2 separate regions of the Homo sapiens genome follow, and region 1 is linked to region 2. Evidence: chromatin loops called from intact Hi-C (ENCODE). Cell type or tissue: dorsolateral prefrontal cortex. All regions are shown on one strand. Each heading gives the region's core, and the rest is flanking DNA. Links, peaks and the distances in the headings are about the cores only. Region 1 has its middle 340 kb from the start of CHAC2. Region 2 overlaps ASB3 (ankyrin repeat and SOCS box containing 3).

Region 1 (2,917 bases), core at 158-2,657, 290 kb before region 2:
TTGTTGAATTAAACCCTTTATCATTATGTAATGCCCTTCTTTTTCCTTTTTTATCATTATTGGTTTAAAGTTGGTTTTGTTTAAAATAAGAATAGCAACTCCTGCTCTTTTTTGTTTTCTATGTGCTTGATAGATCTTTCTCCCTCCCTTTACTTTGAACCTGTGGGTGTCCTTGCATGTGAGCTGGGTCCCTTGAAGACAACATACATGGGTCTTGCTTCTTAATCCAACTTGTTACTCTATGTCTTTTAAGTGAGGTGTTTAACCCATTTATGCTCAAGGTTAATACTGATATGTGCAGATTTGATCCTGCCATTATTTTGTTAGCTGGTTGTTATGTAGACTTGATTGTGTATTTGCTTTATGTTGTTGATGATCTATGTACTTGAGTGTGTTTTCATGGTGGTCATTTCCATGTTTAGCACTCCCTTAAGGACCTCTTATAAGGTAGATCTTGTGGTAACACATTTCCTTACCAATTGCTTCCCTGAAAGAGATCTTATTTCTTCTGTGTTTATGAAGCTTAGTTTGGCTGGATATGAAATTCTTGGTCGGAATTTCTTTTCTTTAAGGTTGGTGAATATAGGCCCTCAATCTCTTCGGGCTTGTAGTTTCTGCTGAAAGGTCTGCTGTTAGCCTGATGGGGTTCCCTTTGTAGGTGACCTGCCCCTCCTCTTGAGCTGCGTTTAATATTTTTTCTCTTTCACATTGACCTTGAAGAATCTGATGACTATTTGTCTTGGAGATGGTCCTCTTGTACTATATTTCACAGGGGTCCTCTAAATTTTTTGAATTTGTATGCTGACTCCTCTTGTGGGGTTGGGGAAATTTCTGTGAACAATATCCTCAAATACGTTTCCCAATTTTCTTGTTTTCTCTCCCTTTCAGATATGCCAATGAGTCATAGATTTGGACTCTTTACATAATACTATATTTTTCCAAGTTTTTTTTTTCTTGTCTGAGTTATCAGGTTGGTGCAAAAGTAACTGTGGTTTTTGCCATCAAATATGACAAAAGCCACAATCACTTTTGCATCAACCTGATAATTCAAAGAACTGGTCTTGAATCTCTGCCATTCTTTCCTCAGCTTGGTCTGTTCTGTTATTAATACTTCCTATTGTGTTATGAGATTCTTGTAGTCAGTTTTTCAGCTCTATCAGCTCAGTTTGTTTCTTTCTTAAAATGGCTATTTCATCTTTCATTTCCTGAATCATTTTACTGGATTCTTCAGGTTTTTTGGAATGGGTTTCCACTTTCTCCTGAATTTCAATGACCTTTGTTATCATCTAGATTTTGAATTCTGTCTGTCATTTCAGCCATTTCATTCTGGTTAAGAACAATGGCTTGGGAAATAATGTGGTCTTTTGGAGGTAAGGACGCACTAACTTTTAGAGTTGCCAGAATTCTTGTGCTGGTTCTTTCTCATCCATGTGGGCTGATGTTCCTTTAACTGTGGTGTAATTTGAGTACCGTCAGTTGACTTCCTTTCTGGATGTTTCCAAAAGGCCGAGGCTTTGTGCAGGGTCTTTATTTGTGGCTGAATTCTTGTCCTTGGTTTCACAGGGGCCTATAATAGCGAACTATTTTTGCTGTCAAAGTTTGGCCTGGGATCCAGTAGATGGCGCCTATGTGTAACCGCCAGTATGTAGGCTCTTGCTCAGCCACATTAGCTCCTCTCCATTTCCTCATGATTGCAGCAGTGTTCTCTCTCAGTACTCTGAGAGTGTAGGGCTCCTCTTCTATTCAATGCTGGCTGCAGATCCCAGCTTGGCACTCTCAGGCTGTGCACTGCAACCCTGGGGTGAACTCTGGCTTTTTGTTTTCTCCCCAACTTGGGAGCTGCAGGGTAAGGGACCTTGGCAGTGTAAATGGCAGAGGGCCTTTCACTTGTCTCTTGGGGCTTCACTTCACTTAATTTCTCTTAGAGAAATTAAGAGTTGCTGCCAATTGGAACAGTCAGCCCCAGGATGGGTAGCTGCATTGAGGGCCCAAGCCAGGAGGCCCTGCCTGGTGATGAACACGGGGATGAGGGGCTTGCAGGGAAGACAGAATGGCCTCTTCTCCCTAGAGCAGCTGTGGCAGGCTGGAGGTATGAGTAAAGCACTTAGGGTCTTTGTTCCTTCTCCAGTCCAAAGGCAGCAAGGGCAGTACCTCTGCAGTTGCAAAGGCGGAGGGACTTTCAGTAGCATCTGGGAGCCTCACCCTGGAGAAACAGAGCCACTGCCAATGGAAATGTTCATGCAGGGGTGGGGCAGCTCTGTGGGGGGCAGGGCTGCTTGGTGAAGAGTGGGAGGTAGAGGCTCACAGGGAAGAGAGACTGAGAGGCTGGGCTCCTCTGTCTATGGTGACTGTGTCATGCTCGAGGTGCCAGCAAAACATTCAGGCTCTTTGTTTCTTCTCCAGCCCAAGGACAGCAAGTGGTACTTCTGCAGCTCCAGTGGCAGTAGGGTTTTGGGTTGTCTCTGGGATTTCTGTAAGAATTAAAGAAAGAGGAAAGAAACATGAAATGCAGCTCACCAGTCAAGACAGTTTTATTTTAGAGAAAACAAACCCGAGAGGAGCTTCTGGCCAAGGTAGGTCAGAGGCACACTCTCTTACAGACTAAGAGTTTTTAAGGATTCAGGGTGGGAGAGTTTATCAGAGGCTTGGATTGCTTCTGTGTCTCTTTGTTGTGCTTATCTGGGAGGGAGAGTTGTGTGTCTGTTCCCAAACATCTTTCTGCAACTGCAGGCATACCCCCGAGTCTGCTTTTAGCTTCCCTATCTTAGTGCACCTGAAGGGAAAGGAATGTGCTTATTAAGGCCCACTGTTTTACTGGGGCCCATTTTATGAGTGTAAATTTTGGCAGTTACCAAAGGGACTTTCCCGCCATCCCCCTCTGTGCCCAAGCTGTCTTATCTATGTTTTACTGTCTCCT
Region 2 (2,917 bases), core at 123-2,622:
TCCAAGATTCTATAAATACACAAATTCAGGAGAATTTAGTGTTTGTATATGTGCATAAATGTAGGCAACATTTCTATAGCACAATTTTTTTCAGAATTACCAACTGATTCATTTAAAGAAATATTTCTGTCTAGGGTGTACCTTCTACCAACAACATTAAACTATTACATGCTATATATTTACTCCAGAATGTTACACTTATTATTGCTTAATAAAAAGGTCTTTAAATACATTTGAAACAAAATTAATGTTCCTATATGTAAACAGAAAAGGTGCTCTTTTAATTTTATTACCTTACTAGCACCACCTTAACCCCCAAAATTCAAATTTTATGTTAGATATTTTAGGGTTTAATAAATTATTTAAAACATCATTCTACTAAGTATAAACTGGCATCAAGAAAATGCACTATTTTCCTTCTTAAAGTACCAACTAGTTTTTCTTTTCCAATTAGTAAAAATTTTTAAAGATGATAACTGGCATGAAATTAAGACTAATGTTTTCATCAGGAAGAAATTATAATTTGTGCTAAAATATTCTATTATCTGAAAAAAAAGTGAGCTCATTAAATATGGAGGCAGATTTATAAAGAAGCTGGCTCCTAGGTAGAGAAAGTTCTAAGAAAATAATTAAAACAAAAGTTCTTAGGTTATTTGTAAACTTACCTCTAGCAGTCAACTGGAAAGAAAAAAGGACTATTCTACCCTTCTAAAATTAAAAATAAAACTGTATAGTTAAAGCCAGGAAATTCCTTCTTTCTGGGAAAAGACAGACAGGGCTACTCTGAAGTATTTTCATAGTATTACATTTCTCTTTGTGACTTTTCCTCATGTAATGTATGTCTAAGATAACATTTAAGTAGAACTTACACTCACAAAAGGGGTTACCTTTGAAGTAGGCTATAAAGAAAATCATCAGTGACAATGAGAATTCTCAAAATTGAGAACAAATGCCCAGGAGAGTTTTGGTACCATTTAAAGTTCAGAGTACAATATCTAACACTTATGTTTAAATAAATGATCAAGAATTGGGGAAAATATCAAATTTTTAAATCTAAGTATTTTGTTAAAATAGTCTAATGTCTCTTAACTTTAATAAATGTGTTTAATTTTTTTAAGTAGGTGGGAAAAATTATACTCTCCCACAAGACATAAACATGCTTACAAATATCATTAATGAAATAGTAAAGTACTGTGTCACCTAGTGGCATAATGACCAAATTGCAGAATCTGTTTTCCTACTATGTAAACAAACTAAATTAAGTAATGAATATTTTACTATTACTTTTTAAATTAAATAATACTAATAGCAGCTATAAAAAGTGCTATTATAGAATTATGGCTCTAAAGATTCTAAACATGTATTTCTAAAAATTATTGACTGCCAATTTATGATAGGTAGCCATATTCTCACATATATTTCTAAAAATCATTGACTGCCAATTTATGATAGGTAGCCATATTCTCACAGGTATAACCAAGTTACTAGCTTCTAAGATTCCTGGAACCCCCATTTACTCTCTCTCCAATTTGAGGTTAGATCAAGAAAAGTTCAGTCAAAGGGTTTAAGACAGGGAGGACTACTTAGCACACACTCCAACAGGCATCACAAACTCAAAAGCTTTCTGGGGTCAGAGAGGTAACATGGATGGCCTCATCAGATTGATGCTTAAAGATGCCTGGGATAAAACTAGGGAGGAGGAGGCGGCGGATACAGCCATAACTAGAGAAATCAATGGGAAGAGTCAACACCCCGAGAAAGTCCCTGAGCCTACCCAGTCTGTAGCAATTCTGCCTCACAATATGAAAGTGCAGGAATAGTAGGAGCAAAAGACAGCATGAAGGACAGATTAGGGGTAGATCTGTTCACCCAGCAGATTGGTAGGGAAGAGAATATCAAAGACTTTGCCTAGAGGTGAAGGGTCTAGCCCAGATTTATTCTTTATTAGCTTTTGATTAAGAGACCATGTTTATTTTCTGTTTTTAACACTTACTTTGTATGGCCCATTTGTGCAGCTGCATGAATAGGTAACTGCCAACTGTCCTCATTACAGTAAAGATCAGGATCTGCCCCACTGGAGAGCAAAAGCTCCACACATTTTGTGTGTCCCTCTTGAGCAGCAATGAACAAGGGTGTAGCTTTGTCCAAGGCTTGACAATTGACATTTGCACCTAAGGGTACAAAATAAAACATTTAACAGATAACCCTAATACTTAAAAAAATCAACACAAATTTCAAAGGAACTACCATAAAAGGGTTTCGTAGCACGGTAAGCTTTTCCCTCTTCACTGAATGTTGGATGTTGTTATATAAACATATTTACTTTGCTAACTTCTTGGTAATCATTTAAATTGTCTTCGCTAAACTGACAGGGTAGCTCATGCCTGGAATCCCAGCAATTTAGGAAGCTGTGGCCAGAGGATTGCTTGAGGCCACGTGTTTGAGACCAGCCTGGGCAACATAGTGAGACCCTGTCTCTATCAAAAATAAAAAGGTCTTGCCTCTACGTCAGCAAGAAAACAAGTGATTCATATCTTAGAATTCATTTTTAAGCTAAAACAAAAATCCTATTCAATGAAGGATACATTTCATTCCAATCCCTCCTCCAACAAGCATTCTGGGGCCCAATAAGTAAACATTTAAAAAGAAAAATGCAAACTATCAAACATGGATAATATTTCTGATAACTGCTGAAAAAGATAAAATCCAAATTATGCCACTAATTGATTCAGGCTAAGATTTATGAAAAATTATCAGTAGATATGACATATATGGGAGCCACGCCTTAAAACTAATATTGACTATACTCTCTATTACATCTCTTTCTTCATAACCACTGCATGATAAATAATGCCTACAATCAGAGAAAAAGGGTCTCTTTCAACAGGTTTCTGAGTTGATATTTAAAATCATAAAT

The links. Peaks named below come from ENCODE experiments on the same cell type or tissue, not always from the same donor. Only the 100,000 strongest peaks of a DNase experiment are listed, where the experiment ranks them.
Region 1: it touches region 2 in a loop (3-fold over the local background); 13 of 110 quality-filtered maps call a loop at or near these places.

What each region holds. Positions count from the first base shown.
Region 1 is chr2:53,421,459-53,424,375 of GRCh38, forward strand. No RefSeq gene overlaps it. Among named protein-coding and RNA genes, the nearest start is that of CHAC2, 340 kb to the right of the region's middle. In dorsolateral prefrontal cortex, for the core only: a CTCF peak has its summit at 1,611 (motif pointing right); no DNase peak of the experiment used is centred there.
Region 2 is chr2:53,714,573-53,717,489 of GRCh38, forward strand. ASB3 (ankyrin repeat and SOCS box containing 3) reads right to left here. Exons shown (of 10, transcript NM_016115.5): 6 at 1,994-2,171; 7 at 1-9. It overlaps GPR75-ASB3 (GPR75-ASB3 readthrough), which reads right to left. Exons shown (of 10, transcript NM_001164165.2): 6 at 1,994-2,171; 7 at 1-9. Among named protein-coding and RNA genes, the nearest start is that of CHAC2, 52 kb to the right of the region's middle. In dorsolateral prefrontal cortex, for the core only: a CTCF peak has its summit at 1,211 (motif pointing left); no DNase peak of the experiment used is centred there; H3K27ac peaks cover 179 bases.